Regions from separate parts of the Homo sapiens genome. Here region 2 is linked to region 1. Evidence: chromatin loops called from intact Hi-C (ENCODE). Cell type or tissue: ovary. All regions are shown on one strand. Each heading gives the region's core, and the rest is flanking DNA. Links, peaks and the distances in the headings are about the cores only.

What was found. Hi-C counts contacts between places; a loop is a spot of excess contacts. Peaks named below come from ENCODE experiments on the same cell type or tissue, not always from the same donor. Only the 100,000 strongest peaks of a DNase experiment are listed, where the experiment ranks them.
Region 2: it touches region 1 in a loop (2.0-fold over the local background); 6 of 110 quality-filtered maps call a loop at or near these places.

What each region holds. Positions count from the first base shown.
Region 1 is chr11:64,649,460-64,661,173 of GRCh38, forward strand. NRXN2 (neurexin 2) reads right to left here. Exons shown (of 23, transcript NM_015080.4): 10 at 11,294-11,680; 11 at 10,873-11,076; 12 at 4,237-4,263; 13 at 2,576-2,695; 14 at 1,796-2,177; 15 at 989-1,179. Among named protein-coding and RNA genes, the nearest start is that of NRXN2-AS1, 11 kb to the left of the region's middle. RefSeq lists enhancers at 2,264-2,763, 4,106-4,606, 5,568-5,727, 7,218-7,719, 7,720-8,219 and 2 more. In ovary, for the core only: CTCF peaks have their summits at 145 (motif pointing left) and 3,808 (motif pointing left); DNase peaks (open chromatin) are centred at 3,579 and 3,812.
Region 2 is chr11:64,379,759-64,391,472 of GRCh38, forward strand. LOC124902688 (a long non-coding RNA gene) reads left to right here and starts at 7,349. Exons shown (of 2, transcript XR_007062718.1): 1 at 7,349-7,607; 2 at 10,368-10,555. RefSeq lists an enhancer at 1-54. In ovary, for the core only: no CTCF peak of the experiment used is centred there; no DNase peak of the experiment used is centred there.

The sequences.
Region 1 (11,714 bases), core at 43-8,042:
CTAGCCAGCCCACAGCCGAGCTTCAGTCAAGACACTGGTCAGTCTGCTGCCCTGGCCACGGGCTCAGTACAACACAAGACCCGCCAAGATAACCCCCGGGGTTTGGGGCCACTTTGGATTCTCTGTGACACATCGCCCCCTTCTGAGAACAAGGGGAATTCACAGCACTATGTCAAGAGATCTGACAGATCTCAGATCTGAGGGAGTGGGGCAGTTAATTCCATGGTCTCTGAGGACCCTCCCCAAGCTCTGACAGTATGAGGCAGGCTGATGCCCAGGGGTTCCTATGGGGCTGAGGGCTGCTTTGGGCATGTGCAAGAAAGTAGATCACATTGCCCTCAGTAGGCTCTGGAGAAGCTGCATCTTTCCTGTCCCAATGCTCAGGCCTTAGCTCACCCTCCTCCTCCCTGATCTCTCAGTCACCCATTCTGGGGGCAGGCAATGACTGCTTCAATGACCACTGAAGAGGCCCTGGGGAATGTGGCACCCTGATGTGACCCTGAGCACACCAGGGAAGCCTAGGTCCAAAATGTCCCCAAGCTAGCCCAGCCGATGCCCAAGACAGGTGACTCGGGGACTCTAGCTCCTGCTACGTCCTCTGCCCCATAGCGTCTACCTCACCCAGGAGGATGCTAAGCTCCCTATTCTCACTCCAGCCCTCAACCAACATAGGCTTCTCAACCTTGGAGGCCCAGGAGGTCCTTGGAGGGCCTGGGTTACCTACTCCTAGCTCTGGAATGAGGCCACCAAGCACCCTGTGAGACGCATCCTGCAACCAGGCTTTCAGTGGTGACATGCAGACTCACAAGAGAGCCAAGCAGAACTTGGACAGGAAGATGTCAGGCTGGACATAGTGGAGACAGGGAAAGAGAGGTGGAAACTGGGGGCAGGGAACCGAGGGAAGCAGCGTCGCAGGAATGGGGTGATCTCGCTGGGGTGAGGGGTATCTGGGCTAGGGCCAGGCCTTCTCCAGAGGCCCCAGCCCCACCTTTGAGATCGAGGTTTCGGGCGCCATTGGAGTGCTGCGTGACAGTGCGGGAGTCAATCTTGAGCGTGTGCACGTTGCCTGGGTCCCTGGACACCACCACGTTGTGCCACTGGTTGTCATTGACTGGTTTGTCTGAGTTCCCCTTCATCAAGGACGGGCCATTCCCCAGGTCAAACACGTAGTGGATGTACCTGCCCCACAGTAGGGAGGAGACACTGGGTCAGGGCGGGGGTGATGCTGGGAAGGTGGGGTGAGGAGGAGCTATGGCTGGCAGGGGTCCTAGGTGCCATGGGAAGAGGGATTGAAAGGGAGACCCCAGAGGAGAGCGACCAAAACCAATGGCAAGAGGGCTATGGTGTGAGGTCCTGTCACGGGGAGAATGTAAGGAAGGAGGGCCACCAAGGAGCCGGCTCTTGTGACACAACCTCAGAAGAGGAGCTAGAGGGGAGAGGTTTGTGGGTCAGCAGGGTCCTCTGGAGGCAGGGACTGGGCTGCTCTGGAGTGGGGTCCCCTAAGGCAACGGAGGGGCAAGACTGACTTCTGCCTGTAGAGAAGGTGACAGTGGACAGAGAACAGATATAACAGGGAACTCTGGCAAGGAAGCAGCTGGGGAGTCAGCAGTGGAAGAGGGTGTGCTTCTCCATCTTGGCTGAAGAGGGAGCCTCTCGACTTACGGTCGGGGACCTGAATCTTGACTTGTGATCTGGGGGGATTGGACACCTCGGCCAGTAGCCAGGAGAGCTGTATGTGGTTCAGCAGGGGGAGGGGGCCACCTCCTTGACAGCAGTGCAATCCCCAGCCCCTCACCCCTTGACCAGCTCGATGACAATGAAGTCATTGCCGTTGCCCGAGTTGAACAGAAGAAGCCCATCAGGGGCCGTGGTCTTGAACTGGAAGAAGAGGTGCATGGAAGCATAGGCTTGGAGCGTGGCGAGTGCCAGGTAGCTGCTGCGACTCTTGAAGGTGACGGGATCGGCCACGATGGCACGCAGGCCAAAGCGAGCATTGAGCTCACAGTAGGTGATGTCACCATCCTTGCACTGGTCCATGTAGGGCTGGCCATTGAACACGAGCCCACTCAGATGCCCGATGAAGTTGGAGGGCACCACGGAGATAAACCGCCGCTCCGTCATGATGCCCGTCTCAATGTTGTGGAACTCCAGCCGCATATGGGCTCCTGCCATCTGTCCTGCTCAGGACAGGAGACCAAGATGAGGGGGATGGCTTTGGGGCAGGGCTGGGGCTTGGGTTCCCAGGAGCCTCCCCTCCACAGGAGGGCCACCCATGAGTGACATCTTTAGAGATGTCCTCGGCTAGGCACTAGCAGCCAGCACAGCTCCAAGAGGAGTGGCAGGACTCGCCAGTCAAGAGCCAACAGGCTGCCAGGGGAATGCTGCCTACAGGGAGTTGAAATCGTTCCTGGGGTCCAGATGCCCATAACATTCCACCCCTGAAGGAGAAATGGCAGAGGCAGCTTGCCAGAACACTGCCCTAGGAATGGCAGCCCAGGCAGTAGTCACCAAGTAGAACAGGGCCAAGCATAGGTCACTGGAGATGTGTCCACCTCCCTGGGCCCAGACCACCTACCCTCCACAGTCACGTTGTCCACAGACAGCTGCAGGCTCTTGCCACGCCGGACCACCCTCACCGTGTGCCACTCATTGTCATTGAGCTTGTGCCCCGCAAACAGCGTTTCGGGGCCTTTACCTGCGGCACCAAGGGGGGAATGAGGAGGGCACCTATACATGCTCATAGGTGACTTCCTATATCACCTTGGATACACAGACAGCCTCCCCATCCCCGCACATGCCACACATGAACACATACATGACCAGTGGCTCATATTTGGCCACGCAACACACCCATGAATACAAGTACACACACTTATAGCCTCCCATCACACCTGGAGTCCATGCACACGCAGAGCTTTTATACCCCAGTCATACATCCACTCTCAGGACTGCCCTTTGTGTGACTTTAGGAGGTGCCATGCACATAGAATATTAAGTGAATGGTGCCTCTGGAGTTGTACCCTGAGGCCCTGCACACAGACACCCACACCTATGACCAACATACTCTTCCCCCAGATTCCTAAGGGCCTTCAGTGAGTGTGGCCAGAAGCTATATTCCCAGGGTGTAAACACAGACCTAAAACTTTCAAAACTTCACACAGTACCCAAATGTAAATGCGAGCCCACAGCTTCGGCCTCTGTTACACAGACACCAGCTCCTCCATCTACAATGGGACCCGATGGGACCTTTCTACATACACATGCCTGGTTAACGTCACACACCAAGTCACGCCACCACACGTACTGCCCATAAATATGCAGGATGGCCAGAGAGGGGAAGGTTCTGTTTCTTAGGAACTATGGCCATTTACTCAAGACCAGGATTATCAGCTTCCAGAGTCTAAAACAAAACATACTTATCTTTCAAATGCTGCTGGACTTTGCAGCACTCTCTGGTCATCCCTGCCCCCCCACCCCGAGGGCTCCAGCACGCACACAGCATGCCACACACACATGAAGAGCAGGGCGCCCAGCACACACAGTCTCTCTGCCTGGGCCTACCACGTGCATGTGCTCCCCCATGTGACCCCAAGCCACACCATGCAGAAACACCCTGAGACACAGCATTGAGCCCAGGCGCACTGGGATGTCTGGAGATGTCCACCTGCTCACTCTCCATCTCACCCCTGCTGAGAGCCCTCACTGTCACCATAGAAGGAGCCCCCATTTGGCAGAAACTCACCCCAGCTAACACAGGAGCTGAAGAGGGCTCCCTTCCCACCCTCATCCTCTTTCCTGCATCCCTCGCCTTCCCCCTTGTGGCCAATTCTGGAGATGCAGCAGCGTATTCCAGCCCCTCTCAGGCTCCTCCCTGCCAGTCCATAGGACCACAGGTGCTACCCAAGACTCTGCCCCAGCCCTTGATTTCTACCTCCTCCCCACCCTCCTGCTGACTTGGGTAAAGGGTGTCCTTGTCTCTCCCTTCCTAGACCCAGTGAACATCCTGACTGCAGGCCCTCCCCCAGCTCTCCTTGGCTCTGCTTCATTTGGTCCCTCCTGCCTTCCACAACCACCCAACCTCACCCTCCTGCCTGCACCCCTCCCCACACTCAAGGCCCAACCCCCATTCGAGCCAGCAATCACGGCTTCTCTTCCTCCCAGCCTCCCTCCCTAAATCCCAGCGTCCAGCATCCCAGTCCCCTTGGGTCTCTGCAGAAGAAGAGGGAAGCCACTTACTGGGTGCGCAGCCGACGCGCAGGCAGTCTGGGGGGGCCATGGGGCGGGCAGAGGGGAAGGGGAGACAAAAAGGTAAAACAAGTTTTTTTTTTTTTTACATCCTTCACAGGGAGGGGTGTCTGCGGGCGGGGTTCCCCCCAGGGCCACTTTCCGGGGACCACGCGTGCCCAGGTGCCCTCTTCCCTTCCTCAGTTGGACCCCTGTCCCTCCTGCCCCCAAGAGGGCTCCAACCCTCCCCAGAGCTGGAAGGCAGGGCAGTCAGATGATGGGAAGAGGGCTTGTGGCCCCCTTCTTAGAGGGTACCAGGCCTCTAGTGTCTGAGGGAGACGGGCACCTTGGGAATCCCAGTCGTACAGGGGATCAATGGGGGCCGAGGGCTTGACCAACCCCACATCTCCCCTGTCTCTGGGAGGGAGATGGGTGGGGAGAGCCAGAATCCCTGCATCCCCTGCTCTGGGACGACTCCCTCCTCAGAGCCCAGGTGTGACTTGTCACTCCCTGTTCCCCTCTGGGCTCTGAGCTAAATGGAGGGGTCTGCCCCAGGGCCCCCTTCCCGAGGCCATACACCTCCCAAAGCCCCAGTGGCTAGTACCACCCCTACAGGAACCTTCCTTCCACCCTTTCCAATCCTGGGAAATGCCAGGCTGCTACTGGGGATAGATCATGGGAGTCCTTCACCCTGAAGAGGACCTAGTATTAACCTGCTTTCCTAGTCAGAGGAGCCAAGGCCTCACAGATAGAGACAGTGCAGCCCCCAAAATATGATTTCTCTGAGAACACAAAGCAGTTGGGGACAAGCAGCCACCATAAGCAAAGTTTCCTGCCCCTGCCCCAGTCCGGTCCTGGCATTGCTATCCTCTGATTTCAGGACTGGGAAGGCCCCGTGTGGCTACACAGAGCCAGCAGCCCAGGGCCCTGAAGCCTCTGGCCATCCCTCTGGTTAGACACACCACCCAAAGGTGGGAGCCAGTCAGGTCTTGCAGAGGGAACAGTGGACCAGGGTCCTATGAAGTCCAGATTTAAGGCCTTTAGGATGTCTGCACCACTCCATCAAACGCCAAGCCTGACGCAGCCCAAGGGAGGGGACTGGCTGGAGCTGCAGAAATCCTTTACTGGGAAGCAAGGGAGCTGGGTCCTCATCTCCACCCTAACACTCACTAACTCACTGTGTGACCCTGGGCAAAGCACTTCTCTCCATGCCTCAGCTTCCCTCCATGTGAGCTGAGGGAATGGATAACAGTAGGATCCTGAGCAGGAAGTAGGCAGCAGGTAGACACTGGGTTGGCTTTGCCTTTCAGAGAGGGGCAGTCTCCCGGCCCTCGATTGACAGGCCCAATACCCTGGCCTCCTGTCGCTCCACCCCAAATAGGCTCTGCCTACCCCACAGCCCAGGAAGCAAAGGGGGTGGGCAGCTGCATCCCCTGGGCCCCTGAAGGTTCCTGCAGTGGAGGTAAACTGATGCCCCTGTGGCTTTGAGGGCCACGGCCCTTCGGCAGTACAGCTGAGCTCCACACGCGTTGTCAACCGCAGCAGAAGAGTGGAGGCGAGCAGCCAGGACCCTGGGCCACAGCCTGGCACCAAGGGAGGAGCAGAGGAGCAGAAAAAGGTCAAAAGGCAGACACAGAGGGAAGTGAGAAGTCTCAGTGAGAGGAATGAGGTAGAGAGAGTGCAGAGAGAAAAGAGGAAGAAAACGGAGCAGAGGAAGGAGCGGCTGCACAGAGGGGACAGGGGAGGCTGGACAGAAGAGGAAGGGGAGGACTGTTAGGGTGAGGGTAGAAGGGTGCCAGGCCCTGGAGTCAGGTCACGGGGGCTCTCTCGGGGCCAGCAGAGTCTTCACCAATGAAGGGTCCAAAAAAAGAAAAAAGGGGAGGCTGGATGGGCAAGCAGGTCCCCTACTGGGGAAAAGACCCAAAGAAGGAGCTTGATTCTTCTCCTTCCCCAGCAAGGGAGCACCAGGAATGGGGGGTCCATCTGTCCAGAGAAGAGGTGTCAGCTCCAGGCCCACCCCTGCAGAGACTCCACCCTCAGAAACACAGGCTCCAGTAGGGTTTGCAAGAGCAAACGACTTGAAGATGGGCACCCAGAGGGAAGCCAGCCCCATCCAGAAGAAAGCCAGAGACTGAGAGTGAGCAGGAGAAACCCAGCCTCTTCAACATACACATTCACCAAAGTTCAGGGGGCACTAACTAGTAACCTGTTAACTAGTGACCTGTGCCTCAAGTGCAGGGAATAGGCAGAAGTGAGTGGTCTTCGTGGCACAGACCCACGAAGGCCCTGGCTGGACAGAGAGAGCAGGGTCGTAGTATGAACACGTGTTGGGGAGGTAAGACAAAGCAGTCTGCATGGAAAGGAACTCAGGGGAAAGAACACTGGCTTCCCAGCCCTGCCTCACCTGGGTTCCTTCCCCGCCCAGGCCCTGTGGGTTGGAGACAGTGGGCCCAAGGCTCCCAGGCATCTGTCTCAGAAGTGACATCACAGAGTGGCAGCATGCACTCTGTCATAGCCCTCCTTCAGAGCTGGCTCCCAGCAGCCCCCCTGATAATTACTGATCAGCCTCAGGTGGAAAGGCAATGTACCCTCCCATGGCCCCAGGGATTAAAGGGCTTTGGGATACAATGTGTATTTAGCCTGATTTAAAACACAAACGGGAGTTAGATTTCTCCGTTTGATTCCAAGGGGCAGAACTAACGGGAATTTCACAATAAGTGGGAATTTCACAATAAGTGGGAATTTCAGAAGGGCAGGGTGACACTAAGAAAGAACCACTCAATGATCAGAATGGATCTTGGAGGTGGGAGGTAGAAGGCCTCCCACTGGTAGGGAGTGTATGGGTGATTCATGGGGTGGGGAGGGATGCTGAAGGAGGTAACCCCCTTGCAGCTCAGAGATTCTTTAATTACACCACACCCTTCAGGTCAGCTGCACTGACAGCTGGGACCCCAGGGGCACACCTAGTAGAGGACAGTGCCCAGCCTGGCCTGTCCTCTCCTCCCCTCCAGGGAGGGGCCCAGGCCATGCTGGGATAGGGCAAAGAATCCAGGGGACTCTACCATCCTCTAGGGACAGAGATCAACTCCCCAACTCAGGGGCTGCAGACAGCAGAGCTCAAGGAACTTGCTCAGTGTTTGCAAACATAGTGGGGGCTGGGAAGCTGCAGCAGGAGGCACGATAAGTTCCTTAGGATCCTCTGCCTGGAAAGAGGCAGCAGTGCCTTTTTGTCCCTCTCTTATCTAGCAAATATCCCATCTCTTGAGGCTAGCACTAAGCGATCCCACCTAGTGGTCACCCGCAGCCTCCGCTCCCTCTTCAGGCCCAGCCTGGGGCCTGTTTCAATCCACTGAGTGCCTGTGGAGCTGCAGAGCTGCCTCCTGGAGCAATAGCTTCCCTCTACAGGATAAGATCATGAGGCCAGAGACCAAGCCTCACCAGGCTTCTCTCTCTTCCCCAGTAGTGAGTCCAGCCCAGGCCTGGGGCCTTGGTGTTGCTGCCGGTCTGTGAGGCCCTGCAAGTCCTGGGGAGCAAGCAATGGGGGACAGGAATGGGGCTCTTGAAGTGATTCACGTGGGCCAGGAGGCTGAAGGAGGTGACGCCTTGTGGTTCAGAGATTCTTTACACTGCACTTTTCCCATCAGCTGCACTGACAGCTGGGACCCCATGGGCACACCTAGTAGAGGACAACTCCAGTCTGTCCATGCTATGTGGAAGTGGCCCCCAGGCCTGGCTCCAAACTCAAGTCTCTATTCCAATATGGTTTTGTTTTCCTTCAAGAAGGCTGGGTGGGTCTCTACTATGGGTCTTGCATCTACACAATGGTTTCAATGGTTTCATTCCCATTCTTCCATCTGAGCCTCAAAACCACCACAGACGTAGGCAGAGTGAAGATTCTTATCTCCATTTTAAAGATTAAAAAAAAGAGAGAGAGACTCAGAGATGGGAAATGACTTACCCAACAGTAAAAGATACCAAAGTTAGGCCCCAGGTCTTCTGGCCCGGAGCCCAGAACTCTTCCCATCCCAACCCAAGGCTTGGTGGCTGGGTAGGGGCCACCTGCGTGTCCACAGTGCCTACAGAGGAGGAATCTGTAGACGGATGCATTTGCACCAAGCCTTTGGTCACAGATTGTCAGGAGTCATGCTAGAGATGGCATCTCAGCACACACATGTCTACAGATGGGGGCAGGGGCACAGCCAGGAGTAAGAAATGGGTGGGAGGAGAGTCCTGTTATCTGTCAGTCTGGGAAGCCTATTCTTAACATGATGTGTCTTCCAAGAGGCCACCTTGTTATCTGACTTCTGAGCACTTATGTGGCACAGACAGAAAAGTGTGCCCATGGAGAGGAGAGGGTGGGTCCCAAGGGCCCACAGGATAGGTTTTCCTGACCAAGGACATTGTTTCCTGTCTAATCTTAAGAGACACAATCTTCTTCCCAGGGGCCTAGGACAGTCCAAATAAGCAAAATGCATCTGCCTTCCCTGCAGATCCAAGGCCCCAGATTTTTCCTGCTGTGTCCCCAGCAAGCACAGAGACATGTGTTTAGATGCAGACAACACACATATGCCCAGGCAAAGTAGGGGGGAACTCACACTGGATACACAAATCTGGGCAGACTTGGAAGTACAGAGCCACTTATGGGGTCCTTGGCTGGGGCTATCCTCTTGTGACAGTTTCAGGGATGCAAGGGAGCATTGTGCAGACTTGTGGAGCATTGACTAGAGTGTCTCCCAGCCTGCTTTCCCCTGCAGAGCTGCTGCACACCACCCGCTCTACAGGCTGTGATCGTGGTTAGAAACAGAGCTGAGGGGAACCCTTCAAACAACTCTGAGGCCCTGGCCACCTGCATATCTCCCCACCTCCAGTCCCCACCTCTCTCAGCAAATCTTTGTCCTAGGAATACAAAGGCCAGGTGGCCAAAAGGGGAAAAGGAAAGAACATAGTATAAATACATTTACAAGGCAATGGGTTCCCCAAAGGCCACAGTCTGTCCCACAAATGCCCCGGAGACCAATGTTAGGATGAGACTCCAGATGAGTATTTAAAAGTTCAAAGTTCAGCCAGGCACAGTGGCTCATGCCTGTAATCCCAGCACTTTGGGAGGCCGAGGCGGGTGGATCACGAGGCCAGGAGATCAAGACCAGCGTGGCCAAGATGGTGAAACCCCATCTCTACTAAAAATACAAAAATTAGCCAGGCGTGGTGGCGGGTGCCTGTAATCCCAGCTACTCGGGAGGCTGAGGCAGAGAATCACATGAACCCGGGAGGCAGAGGTTGCAGTGAGCCCAGATCACGCCACTGCACTCCCACCTGGGTGAAAGAGCGAGACTCCATCTCAAAAAACAAAAAAAATGGTCAAAGCTCTGTATTCTCTCCAGTCGAGGATTCTAACCTGCTCAGAAGAGCCCTGCTTCCCCTCTAGGTCCAGGATACAACAAGTGACCCTGATGACCTGCAAGCTTCCTATACGGCTGGTGCTACACCTTTATAAGCTTCTAGAGGCCAGTCTGAAATGGACAGATTTGACCTCAGCCTGAACAGCTTAGGACCTCTCATTCCCAGGGTTCCCCTGCTCTGAAAGCTCCAAAGGGGTGGGGACTGCTTATTCACTGCTGTAGCCCCTGGCTTGAACATACCTAGCATTTATATGGTGTCCCATAAATAGCTGAATGAGTGAACCTGCTGTTTTCTTTTTGCCCTGACTAGGAGAGCTGAAGCCCGTGAGAAGAACCTAACAGGCTCATGGTCTGGCCCTCATGGACACCCCGGGGACCACCAGGTGAAGTGGAGTCAAGGCCTGCTCTCAACCCTGGGCATGGGTGGAGACATGAGTCAGCATGAGTGGCCTGAGGGGGAGGGTCAGCAGCCCTGTCCGAGGCAATGGGAAAAGCACTGAATTTTAAGGCAAATGGCCCAGGTTGAGTCCTGGCTCCTCCCTCTGCCTTCACTAGTTTTGTAATGTTGAACAAGTCAATACATGAATTTCATAATCTATAAAACAGGGACAGTAATGCTTGTTTGGTGATCTAGTGTCTTCACAGGACAGCCATGAGGCTCAAATGTGAAAGCTCATGGCACTAGAAACGGGAAGATGGCACGTCTGTGTGTCCAGTGTACACACATGCACCTCCACACACCAACACACAGACTGCTGTTTAGACTGAGCAGAGCAGTGGGGGGCAGCTGCGTGCATGGACCAGGCCTTCCTCATCTCTGTATCTGCCACCACACTGAGCTCAGGCTTAGCACCCACTAGGCGTCAGCAAGTGCTTCTCAAATGAATGAACCAATGAATGAGCAAGTGGATGAGCCATTGACCAAAAATGAGCTGTGTCATCTGTGTGTGTGCAGGACAGATGCTACCAAGATCCACATGAGTCACCAGGGAGGACAGTTAGCATACCCCAGATACTCTGGGTCTTGCCCCTCACAGTGTCGTCGAGCATGGAATGTCGCCCTACACTGTGCGTCCTCACCAGGGACAGAGCTCTCAGGGTCTCTGACCCAGGCTGGCGCCTCCCCACCTCCAAACTCTGCTGAGGGCACCTCTTGCTGGTGCCACCACCAGCTTCTCCAGACAGAGGCAGGTGTGGGTCAGAGACAAGGCCAGGTGAGGGGTCAGGAAGCACAGGGCAGGGTGGTTACCGAGGTTGACAGTGAGCTTCATCTGCCCCCCATCCAGCTCCAGGCGTAGGGTGTCGGCAGACTCCCTGGAAGTGGTGGCCATCATGAGTCCGTAGGCCCGCTGGGACATGAAACGCAGGGACACATCCTCTGCCTCCGTGTGCATGGCGTTAGGCAGCATGATCTTCATGTACATGGAGCCATCGTAGCTCAGGACCGTGGCCTCTGCCCACAGGAGTTGGGGAAGAGGGAAGGAGAAGACAGGCAGAGGCCAGGGGAGGGAGAAGACCAGAGAATCATTACAAGGGCGAAAAGCCTAGGGCAGGTCTATGAGGGGTTCCCCTAGGAGGAGGTGGCACAGGGATGGAAAGTAGGAGTCACCCTGAGAAGGAGGAGCACAGGGATAGGGAGCAGGGACACCTAGGATGAAGACCAGCCTCACCTCTCTCACAGACCCGCCCAAGAAAGCCGGTCCCGATGCAGTCACAGATGAAGCGGTTCCAGCCTTCTCGACAGACGCCCCCATTGCGACAGGGGGCAGATGCACACTGCTTCAGCGTCTCCCGGGAGCAAAAGGGGGCAACGCCCACAGCCCCCTGAGCCTCAGCCAGGCCCCGGAGGTCTCGGCTACGCCCATCTATGAAGAGGTCCCGCACACAGCCCACGTAGCCTGCCCGGAGTGCTGCTGTCCACACCTCTGGGGGCAGGGGCAGGTCCACCCGGCCCCCCTCAGGGAGACCGCCCAGGTACAGCTCACTCTCCAGGTCCAGAATCTCGCTGTCTCCAGTGGCCAAGAACGGCGTGCTGCGACTATTCACTGAGATGGAGCCTGGGAATCAAGGGAAGGCAGGATGGAGAAAAGC
Region 2 (11,714 bases), core at 2,033-10,032, 270 kb before region 1:
AAGTGTGAATGTGTATGAATGTATGTGAACAAAGCCTGTGTGTTTTGTGTGATTTGAGTGTATGTGTGAACATGTGTGACAGTGTGGACATATAAGTGTGAGTGTGAACAAAGCCTGAGTATGTTGTGATTGTAAGCATGTGACAGTGTGTGTGCATGAGTGTGTGAATGTGTGTAAGAATGTGTCAGTGTGTGTCAGTGTATGTATGTGTGTAAATGTGTCAATGTGTTGAGTGTATGTATGTGTGTTAGTGTGTGTCAGTGTGGCTGTGTCAGTTTGAGTGTGAGTGCACATGTGTGAGCATGTGTGTGGGTGTGAGCGTGTGTGTGTGGGTGTGTGTGTGAGCATGTCAACGCGTGGGTGTGAGCGTGTGAGTGTGGGTGTGAGCGTGTGGACGTGTGTGGGTGTGAACGCGTGTGAGTGTGTGGGTTTGAACGTGTGTGTGGGTGTGAGCGTGTGAACGTGTGCGGGTGTGAGCGTGTGTGTGTATGTGGGTGTGAGTGTGTGAGCGTGAGTGTGAGAGTGTGTGTGAGTGTGTCGCTCTCTGAGGGAAGCACACAGCGCCGTGGTAGAAGCTCTGAAGTAAACACTTCGTTCTTCAGTTGATTCCCCTCCACGGGGACCCTGTTGCCTACTGGGACTGTATTGTAGCCGGGGGATGCGGGATTCAGACCCGGCCAGGAAGGCCTGACTCTCCGCACTGGGTGGGGCCGGCCTGGAGGCTGCAGAGGGGAGCCGCGGGCAGGCACGGGGCGGCCGCTGGCCGTGAAGTGATGTGCTGGTTGACGCTGTGGGCATGTAGGGGCTGTCAGGGGAGCGGTGACAGAACCAGGGCCAGGCGGGAACTGGAATCTCCAGGGATCTTGCTTTGCCTGTGAGTGGGGAAAGAAGGGCTGTGGGGAGAAGCACCGCAGGACTAGGCTGGGGGGACTGGAGCCCGGAGGTAACCCTGAGGCTGGCTTGTGACTTCATCTCCAGGGCAGACGCAGCCTGGGATGTGTGTGGGGAGTCCCTGGCCTGCTTGGAAAGGGAAGCCCTTCCTCCCCAAAGCTGAGCCTTCCCAGAAGGGGTGCTCCGGCTCTGCTGTGGGGAAGACTCTGCCCTCCGCAGCTGCCCTCAGATGTCACTGGGGGAGGGTATCCCTAATAACTGTTGTGTAAAGTGTAAGAAGCTCAGGGCACTGACTCAGGTGTGCAAGAAAAATCACTTTTTTTTTTTTTTTTGAGATGGAGTCTTACTCTGTTGCCTAGGCTGGAGTGCAGTGGCACAATCTCAGCTCACTGTAACCTCCGCCTCCTGGGTTCAAGTGATCCTCCTGCCTCAGCCTCTCAAGTAGCTGGAATTACAAGTGTGCACCACCACACCCAGCTAATTTTTGTATTTTTAGTAGAGACGAGCTTTCACTATGTTGGCCAGGCTGGTCTCAAACTCCTGACCTCAAGTGATCTGCCCGCTTCGGCCTCCCAAAGTGCTGGGATTGCAGGTGTAAGCCACCGCCTCCCACCACTTGTTTTTAACCACTCAGCAGTGTTTCTGACATCAAGACCTTGGCTGAACTGGCAGAGAAAAAGTAGCTTCCAATTTTCCTGGTGAACTTCCTACCCTGCTCAGGGTCCTGTCACAGCGGCAGAGACCTCTGAGGGACCAGAGCAGCAAGTAGGGGCCAGGAGGGCCCCCATCATGGGTGCACACAGGAACTTCTGACACGTCCACACTCCAGTCCTTAAAGCCCACAAGATCCTTCCATGGCGCGCTCAGGGCAGGAGACCCTGGGTGAGCCACTAGTGGGCCCCCTTTTGAGAGGCCCCAGCACGGTTCCTCCCTGGGGCCTAGGCTTTCTCTTGGCAGGCTGCTGTGAGTAGAGGCAGGAATCTCTGCTCTCAGGATGCCCAAGGCTGGCTCTCCTTTTTTCTCCAAGACAAAGGATTTTGGAGGACAAAAGTTAAGAAGACCCATCGGTGTTTTTTGTTTGTTTGTTTAGTTTTTTTGTTTTTTTTTTTTGTTTGTTTTTTACTGTGTCTCACTCTGTTGCCAGGCTGGAGTGCAGTGGCATGATCTCGGCTTACTGTGACCTCTGCCTCCCGGGTTCAAGCGATTCCCCTGCCTCAGCCTCCCGAATAGCTGGGACTACAGGTGCACACCACCATGTCGGGCTAACTTTTTGTATTTTAGTAGAGACGAGGTTTCACCATGTTGGCCAGGATGGTCTCTATCTCCTGACCTCGTGATCCGCTCGCCTCGGTCTCCCAAAGTGCTGGGATGACAGGCATGAGCCACCGTGCCCGGCACCCACAGGTGTTTTTACCTAACACCTGCCTCGCCTAAGGCAAGTACTGCCTGTTTGAATGGGCCGTGGTTTAAGGAAAAGGGGGAAATAGAGAAAAAAGAAAAAAAAAAACAGATGAAGAGCTCAAAGAACGATCAGGCATGTACGCATGCATGAACATTATTAATGTGGGAGTGGTTGTAGATTCCTCCCCATTCATCCTGCTTCCTTCTCCAGAGATAAGGATTTTTACTGGAGAGGGGACTGGTCTTTGTCTCAGGGCAGAGAGGCGTGGTAGGTCCCTCCTGCTGCAGCCCAGTGGGGCAAAGGGAACCAGGGGCTCTTGGACCCAGGCTCTAGGGACTTGGCCCGAGGCTCCCAGGCTTACCCTGGGAGCATTACCATCCCAGGGAGATGGGGGTGAAGGAGAGTGTGGGGATATTCTGGAAGTGATGTACATCACTGCTGACCGTGTCATTGGCCAGACTTGTCACCTACCCTCCTCACCTCCCTCCCCCGATGCAGAGGAGGTGGAGAAAGGGATGGATGTTGGCAGACCGTCCCTTCTTCTCCTTCCCGTGATCATCACATCAAATCACCATCATGTCTTCTCTGGACACCACGATTCCCTACGAACGATGTCCCAGCATCTCCCACCCCTCCTCCATACGGTCCTCCATATAGAAGCCAGGGGAGTTAAAACAATGAGAGCAACACATATCTAATCTTTCAACTTCTGTAGGATAAAGCCCACGCCTCTTTCCATGACTCATGCAGCCTGGCCCCTGTTACCTTTCCAGTCCCCTTTCTCACCATCTCCTGCCATGGGCTCTGCTCTGGCCAAATCAAACCTCTTCCAGGTCCTCAAATGCATTGTGCTCATCCTTTGCACTTGCTGTTCCCTCTGTGGGGCACGCTTTCCCCTTCTCTTGGCCAGGCTGATGCCATGTCATCCGTCAATGCTCGGATGGCTTTATTTCTCAGAGCAGCCCCTCCTGACCCCTCCACTAGCCTACAAGCCCCGACTCTTTGTGCCGTCAGTAGGCAGCAGTTCCCACCGAAGCAGCCGTCCCTGTGTGTTGCTGTCATTGTCTTTTCTTTTTTTGGAGACAAGGTCTCGCTCTGACGCCCAGGCGGGAGTGCAGTGGCATGATCTCAGCTCATGGCAACCTCCGCCTCCCAGGTTCAAGCGATTCTTCTGCCTCAGTCTCCCAGGTAGCTGGGACTACAGGTGTCCACCACCACGCCCAGCTAATTTTTGTGTTTTTAGTAGAGATGGGGTTTCACCATGTTGGCCAGGCTGGTCTCGAACTCCTAACCTCAGGTGATCCACCCACCTCGGGCTCCCAAAGTGCTGGGATTACAGGCATAAGCTACCACACCTGGCCTGTTGTCATTGTTTAATTATCAGTCTCTCTGCCTGGGATATGAGCATGGCGGGGAGGGACGAGACTGTCCTCATCATTCACCATTGTATCCTTGGTGCCACATCATCCCTGGCACATAGTAGGTACTCTGGCGATGTTTGTTGAGTGAACAAGTGAATATACTTGTAGATTCAGCCATTCCCTAGCAACCCCAGTTAAGCCCCCTGCCTGGGGTCAACCCAGACCATCACTGCTCTCCTCTCCCCATCTAGGTGCTCAGGGTGGGCTGGCCAGGTGTGCAGGGCCCCTTTCTCAGGCTGCCCTGCACATCCCGTGTTTCTCTGGATGCTGCATGTGTCACAACAGCTCTGCCACCTGCAGGCTGTGTGGCCTTGGGCAAGGCACACTCCCTCTCTGAGCCATGGCTTCTTTATTGACTCTTAGATTCAGTTCTGCAGAACCCTGGTGCTCTGAGGAGGTCTCCATGAGCAGGGTAAGGGGAGGCTGGATGGCTGGATAGTCCCTCCGCTTCAACCAGAGTGGCTTTGCTTTGATGTGTTTCTTATGCTGGGGTCAAATATAAGATTCTGTTTGGAAAGGGCTCTGCTGAAAATAGTAGTGACTATATCTCTAAGCTAGAAGATGAAGCGGGTCTCAAAGCTTAGCTTCAGGAGTTTCCCTGAAGGAGTGTGAAACCCATCTCCATCAATTCCTAGCTAAGTGACCTTGGGCAAATTACCGACCCTCTCTGTGCCTTAGTAACCTTATCCACGAAATGAGGCAATAATGTTGGCCGCCTCGTGGCATTGCAAAGATAAGGTCAAGTAATGCATGCCAAGCACTTGGAACACCTCCTAGGCAGAGGGCAGGAGGGCCCCTGGGATGAGTGAGGCATGGAGGTTGTTGCCATTCAAGCCAGGCCGACTCAGGCTGGCTCCCACAGGACGGCGCGTAGGTGCAGGTGTGAAGTGGTCTTTCAGCACATTTTCATGGAAAGAAGCCTTTCCTTTCAGATTCCTGAAAACCTCAGAGCTAAGGACTTTTCAGCGGGAAAGTCAGGGAGGGCAGTTTCCATAAGTGCACCTCACACTGATGCTGGCGTCTGACAGCTTCCCCCATAACACTGGACCGAAGGTGGGCGGGGCGCGGGCCAGCTCTGTGGGTTTGCTCTGGGCGGTTTGAAGACAGCAGTCACCAGGCCAGGGCCTCTGTGACCCCTCCCTCCTGCCTGCTCCCTGCGGTGCCCCCACTCTTTCTGATTCTCCCTGGGGCCTGGGAGACAGTGGGACACCCTGGGATGCCTGAAACTGCAGGTTGAGAGGCAGCCAGGGAGTGGGGTCCTCTGGGAGGAGCCTCAGGCAGGTTTCTGGGCCCCCTGTAACCGGCTGAATCAGAATTTCAGGGAGTGCAGTCTGGGAATCTGCTTTTTAAAAAGCTTCCCAGGGTCATGTGCAGTGACTCATTCCTGTAATCCCAGTACTTTGGGAGGCTGAGGCAGGAGGATTGCTTGAGGCCAGGAGTTCAAAGTTACAGTGCACTATGATTGTACCACTGCACTTCAGCCTGGGTGGCAGAGCAAGACTCTGTCTCAAAAACAACCAAAAAGCAACCTTCCATGGTGTATATTCAAGCTATGGAGCCACAGATCTCATCTCATGAACCTCCTGAACTTTCCTAATGGGGAGACCGAGGCACAGAGGGGAAGGGACTTAGCCAGAGCCACAGGGCTGCCGACTGGCAAAACCAATTCCCGTGATGCCCAGCTGAGGCTTTCTCCCTCCCTGGGCCACACTTGCTGTAATGTGGAATTTTCCATAGGGACACAGATCCAATTTTATACTAGGAGCTCTCAGAAACCAGTATTCTCTGCCAGAATTCCCTGCCATCACCCACTTTAGTGGAAAGCTGGTATTCTACAGAGTAAGGGGTGTCTGCTATGTCCCCCACTCCCACCACACCATTCACAGGTCCTCAGAGCCTCTCTGTGTTATTTTTCCTGCCCAGCGGGGGTCAACAGGTATCTGGCAGGGCCTGCTCACCAACAGATGTCCCTGTAGACCTGTCATAAGGCAGGCTGCCGGGAGCACACTGGACACAGAGGGGAGGTGGGGAGAAGCTGCCTGGGAGCCAGTGAGACCAGGCAGGCACTGACTGCTTAGCGGGGGCAGGCGTTTCTCCACCGAGAGAGTTGCAGATGCCAAACAGACTCTGCAGCTCCGAGCTCTCCAATCTGCCTCAGCGGGGTCTTCCGTGCCCTGCATCTCCCCTGGCTGGGGCTTGGAAGCTCAGCCCGGAAGGTTCTTCTTGCCTGAGTGAGTCAAGTCCAGAGAAAGTGTCCGTGGTTGCCTGTGGAAAGAGGAAGCACTTTCTGGCTATTTCCTTTAATAACAACAAGAGTAGCGATGACGTTGAGCCCATTTATTGAGCCTCATGATGTGCCAGGCCCTGTGCCACACAGGTAGAAGGTCACACATAGGATCCCTGCTGCTGCTGTTGTTAATAGTCATGGCCAATGTTATTACTGAATCCTTCTCTGTACCAGGAGCCAGGCACCGGGCCCAGCACTGTCTATAATTTCCTTTCATGAACAGGTTCTACATTATCATCATCTGCAATTGTTTCCATGTTGTGGATGAAGAAAATGAGGCTTGGAGAGAGAAAGTAAATTGTCCAAGGTCACACAAAGGCATCCACAGGCATTGGCCCTAGAGCCTGGGCCTCCCTACTTGAGAACTAAGCCCTTAACCACAGTGGTTGAGCGGTTATGCTGCCTCTCAAGGTTATCTCCTGCCTAAGAGATATTTCTTTCTAGCAGATGTGTGGTGGTTCGCTTTCCTCTGCAATCCGTTTTAGCTCTCTTTGCCCCAAGGATCTGGTTCTCGCTCCGACTCTGCAGAGCCTAGAGCTCCATAGACGCCAGCCCCGGGCTCTCTTTGCTGGAGGTGGCATGGCAGCTCCATTTGCTGTCTTTGTGAAATAAATCATGTCAGTCATGTGACAGCGCACTGTCCCTCATCATAGCCTAGCTTTCCATTCTGATCCACAACTTGGTACCTCAATGTGAAGACTGTGGTCTGGAATGACAAGATTCCAGAATACAGCCATGAGTCACTTAGCCATGGGGACACGTTCTGAGAAATGCATTGTTAGGTGATTTCATCACTGTGTGAACATCAGAGTGCACTTACACAAACCTGGATGGGTAGCCCGCAACACAGCTAGGCTAGATGGTACAGCTGATTGCTCCCACACCACAAGCCTGTATGGCAGGAAGTGCTGAGTAGCAGAGGCAATTGGAATAGAATGGTATTTGCGTATCTAAATGTATCTAATCATAGAAAAGGTGGCACATTGCACTATGATGATATGATGGCTATGAATGACATCACTAGATGAGAAAAATTTTTCAGCTCCCTTATAATCTTTTATTTTTGTTATTTTTCTTTTCTTTCTTTCTTTCTTTCTTTCCCTCCCTCCCTCCCTCCCTCCCTCCCTCCCTCCCTCCCTCCCTTCCTTCCTTCCTTCCTTCCTTCCTTCCTTTCTTTCAAAAAATAAAAGCATACAGACAACCTCTTGCTATGTTGCCCAGGCTGTAGTCAAACTCCTCGCTTCAAGCAATCCTCCTGCTTTGGCCTCCCAAGTCCCAACCATGTTAGCCAGGCTGGTATCGAACTCCTGGCCTGAAGTGATCTGGCCACCTCAGCTTCCCAAAGTGCCAGGACTATAGGTGTGAGCCACCACACCCAGCCTCCATTATAATCCTATAGGACCACCATGGAATATATGGTCCCACACTGTCCAAAACATCATCATGCAGCCCATGAAATTAAACTGTTTCAAGGAGAAAAGCAAAGAACACAAATGAAAGATGGGTGAGGAGGAATCAATTGTGTGAACACTCAAGAGATGAAGACGCTGAGGTCCCAGTAGACCACCGGCTGTCAGCAGCGGAATATGATAGCAGATTTGTTAAGGTAAGCACCACAAAACAGTGCTGCATCCCAGGTGTAGAATGGGCTGAGAACATCTGACACTTTGCCTCCTCTTTTTTGATGTCATAATCACTGTTGTATTATTCTCCACAAGCATCCAGGAGGGAGATTAGTTTGGGCCCCTATCCTCTTAGTTTTATTAGCTCTGTAGAAAGTATGGCTGGCCAGGTGCAGTGGCTTATGCCTGTAATCCTGGCATTTTGGGAGGCCAAGGTGGGCGGATCGCTTGAGGCCAGGTGTTCCATACCAGCCTGGTTAACATGTGTAATCCTGTCTCTACCAAAAATACAAAAATTAGCCAGGCATAGTGGTGCATGCCTGTAATCCCAGCTACTCTGGAGGCTGAGGCAGGAGAATCACTTGAACTTGGGAGGTGGAGGTTGCAATGAGCCGAGATCGTGCCACTGCACTCCAGCCTGGGCGGAAGAGCGAGACTCTGTCTCAAAAAAAAAAAAAAAAAAAAAAAAAGTATGGCCAAGGCTGGTATTTTCTATACTCCTGTCTTCCTTAGCTTCCTTAGCAACACAAAAGCTATAGTGTTGGGTGTCAATGGGCTTTTTATAATATCACATTTCCTAGCCTTTCAGAAATAGGCCTATAAGATGTAAGCAAAGGTTATTGAGTATGGTTTCTGGGAAAGCTCTCCAAAGGAGGCTAAGCTGAGAGGCATGTCCTTTTGCCTTGCCCCTTCCTACTCTCTGCTGCCTGAAATGTGGATGTGATGTCTGGAGCTGCAGTAGCCATTTTGGGATCATGAGGTAGCCCCAAGGATGGGAGCCTCATGTTAATGATGGCAGAGAGCAAGATAGAATGAGCCTGGGTCACTGATGGCTGTGGACCTGCTGTATCAACCCTGGGCTGGCTAACTCTAGACTTCTTTTCACATGAGAGCAAAATTTAACCTCTCCCTTATTATAGCCACTGTTATTTTGATTCTCTGTAGCTTGTAGCCAGGTGCAATTCTTAACCGATAGCAAAGCTTTTGAGCACACCTGATGCCTCACTTCCCATCTCTATTCATGAATAAAGGGAAGTTTGACATGGATATAGCAGGGTGTCCCTGAGGCATCTGTACTGGGAACAGAGCCTGCTTTTTGTGGGCCTGGGGGCCTTGTGTTGGCTTGGTCCTGTTTGCAGGAACGGGCATGCCCGCTGGTTTTATCTCTCAGAACTGGAGGAGGAGAATGAAGTCGTTTGGTGCAGAGGTGCCCTGGGAGGGGAAGGGGCAGCAAGAATGGTGGAGGTGGATGCTGCGAAGTGACGGCTGGGCTGGGGCCTGGGGATCTGTTTCTGGGAGTGGTAGCAAACTTCTGGGCTCAGGCAGTGTCCCTTCTGGCCTGGGTGACAAAGAACAGTGCAGCTATGGGACAGCACAAAGTCGTGTGTTTCTGCCCCAACCCTAGCCTAACCTTGACTCTCTAGGACTGGCAGCCTGGGAACACTGGAGGCCAGCAGAAGCAGGGGATGCAGAGAGGATGGGGCCAGGTGGAAGCCAGGTGTGGGCTTGGACCTGAGCATGTGGGAGACACTCAACATGCCCTGGAATCCCCAGGGGTGGCAGGTGCTGAGGTGGGCTGTGCTCTGTGGGTGTGCAGCCGGGCACTAAGAATCTTGGTAATTTAGCTGGAGAGCTTGTTTGTGCCCCGGGTAGCCGAGCTGGACATGCAGGTTGCAGAGGGAGTTGGAAGCTGATGGACTTAATGAACATCGTAAATCCCACGGCACTCCCGCATCGTGCCTCCCTGTTGCCTGGTGGAGACTTACCTCTTCAGAAAGCTGGTTTCAGCAATCGCTCCATAAACATCCTTGAAGTTCATGGCCCTCTTTGCTGTCTCGGAGCTCACGCTGCACTTTCTCAGTCTGTTCCATGTTTGCTGATTGAATCAGCAATTCAGCCATTTGGATTAAAAGGCATACACAATTTTTTTTTTTTGAAAGCAAAAACATCTTCTGTTGAAGCAGCTCTGCCTGACCTACCATTTGCCAAAGGAGATGTTCTCAGAAACGTGTTGTTGCCAATGCTCAGAATAAAGATCTGAAAGCCTGTAGCAAGGATCAGAAGCCTCATGGCCAACATCTCTGCATTTATAAAGCATGATTTCTCCTGTGAGTTTGGTGAGGAGATATTTTAACCCTCATTTTGCAGATGGAGAAGGTACGGGGAGGTCTTGCATGTGATGATGAGGCCAGTCATTGGTGGAGACTCCAGGTGTCTTTTTATGTCATCTCACCATCCCTTAGACTGTTAGCTTCAAGGGAAGATGGGCTCATTATTAGCCCAAATATTGACTTACATAGAATAAAAGTGGTAGCTGATATTTGAGCATGGACTCTGAGCCTGGCCCAGGACCAAGTGGCTTTGATCTGTGATTTTGTGTAGTGTGTGTAGCTTACCCAGCTCCTGTTCCTCCCACTTGTGCTTTCTGGTCCCTCCAAGCTTGCTCTAGGTCAGTTGCTGGAATGCACGGGATGCTGGGATAGATGCTCACCCATTTCTGCTGGTCACAGATGAGGAAGCACCTAGCCCTAATGGCAGCTGGCAGCCAGCCTGTCACCCCAAGGACACCATACCTCAGGGTCCAGCTGAGGCTATGGATGACAGAGGAGAGAGGGAAGAGGTCAAGTCCTGAGGACACAGCTGAGCTGCTGGATCGAACCAACCCTGAAGTCCACCCTACTGCTGAACTGTCCTTTAGCCAGGCTGCATCTCCATTTATCATTTTATTTCTTGGCACCTTCCAGAGCCAAGAGAGAGAATCTTCATGTCCAAGGGTCAGCATGCAGCTCATAGAGGGGCCGGAAATCACAGCTGTGTCTGTGCTACTTCTTCCCATCTTCAGGTGCCATGAGTGAATCAGGAAAAGATATTGGTACTGTATTAGTCTGTTCTCATACTGTTAATAAAGACATACCTGAGACTCTGTAATTTACAAAGGAAAAAGGTTTAATTGACTCACAGTTCCCAGAGCTGGGGAGGCCTCAGGAAACTTACAATAATGAGAGAAGGGAAAGCAAACACGTCCTTCTTCACAGGGCAGCAGGAGAGAGAAGAATGAGCAAAGATGGAAAGCCCCTTATAGAACCATCAAATCTCATGAGAACTCACTCACTATTATGAGAATAGCATGGGGGTAACCACCACCATGATTCAATTACCTCCCACCAGGTCCCTCCCACTACATGTGGGGATTATGGAAACTACAATTCAAGATGAGATTTGGGTGGGGACACAGCCAAAACATATCAGGGACTAAGGATACCAAGTCACGGGAGTCATCAGCTCAGTTCAATGGTGTGTCAATTAACAAAGTGTTCTGCAGTAAGAAATCACCCCATCTGGGTGATATGTGTAACTGGCAGAGGAAGTTGGCTCAGTGATGGGGAGCTTCTAAAGAAGCCTGGCCTGGCTGTGGTGTGGGATGTGGACACTGGCCCAACAGAGGGGCCTGTGGCTCCAGCAGAGGGGACATGCAGGTAGCCGATGGCCCAGAGCAGGGCTGTACTCCTTCCACCACACACCACCATTCTTCAGGTGCGGTGACAAGGCAGGGGAAGCTGCTGGGATCTCTTGGGACTTCCAAGGGGCTGAGGTTGTTCATTTACCAGACTTCAGTGGTTACTACAGAGGGCTGTCCTGTGGCCCACAGGGGGCAGGGCAAGAATGAGAGTGGACTTGGGGCCGGGTGTGGTGGCTCACACCTGTAATCCCAACATTTAGGGAGGCCGAGGCAGGTGGATGAATTGAGGTCAGGAGTTCGAGAGCAGCCTGGCCAACATGGTGAAACCCCATCTCTACTAAAAAAATACAAAGATTTAGTGGTGGCCCGCGCCTGTAGTCCCAGCTACTTGGGAGGCTGAGGCAGGAAAACCACATGAGCCCAGTGGGTGGAGGTTGCGGTGAGCTGCGATTGCACCACTGCACTCCAGCCTGGGGGGCAGAGCAAGACTCTGTCTCAAAAAAAAAAAAAAAAAAAAAAAAAAAGAAAAGAAAAGAAAACAAAAAGAGAGTGGACTTGGCCCAGAGGTGGGTGACGGTCAGTAGCCACCTGTGGAGCCTGGGGCTCTGTGCCACGGTGGCCTCTCTGGAGA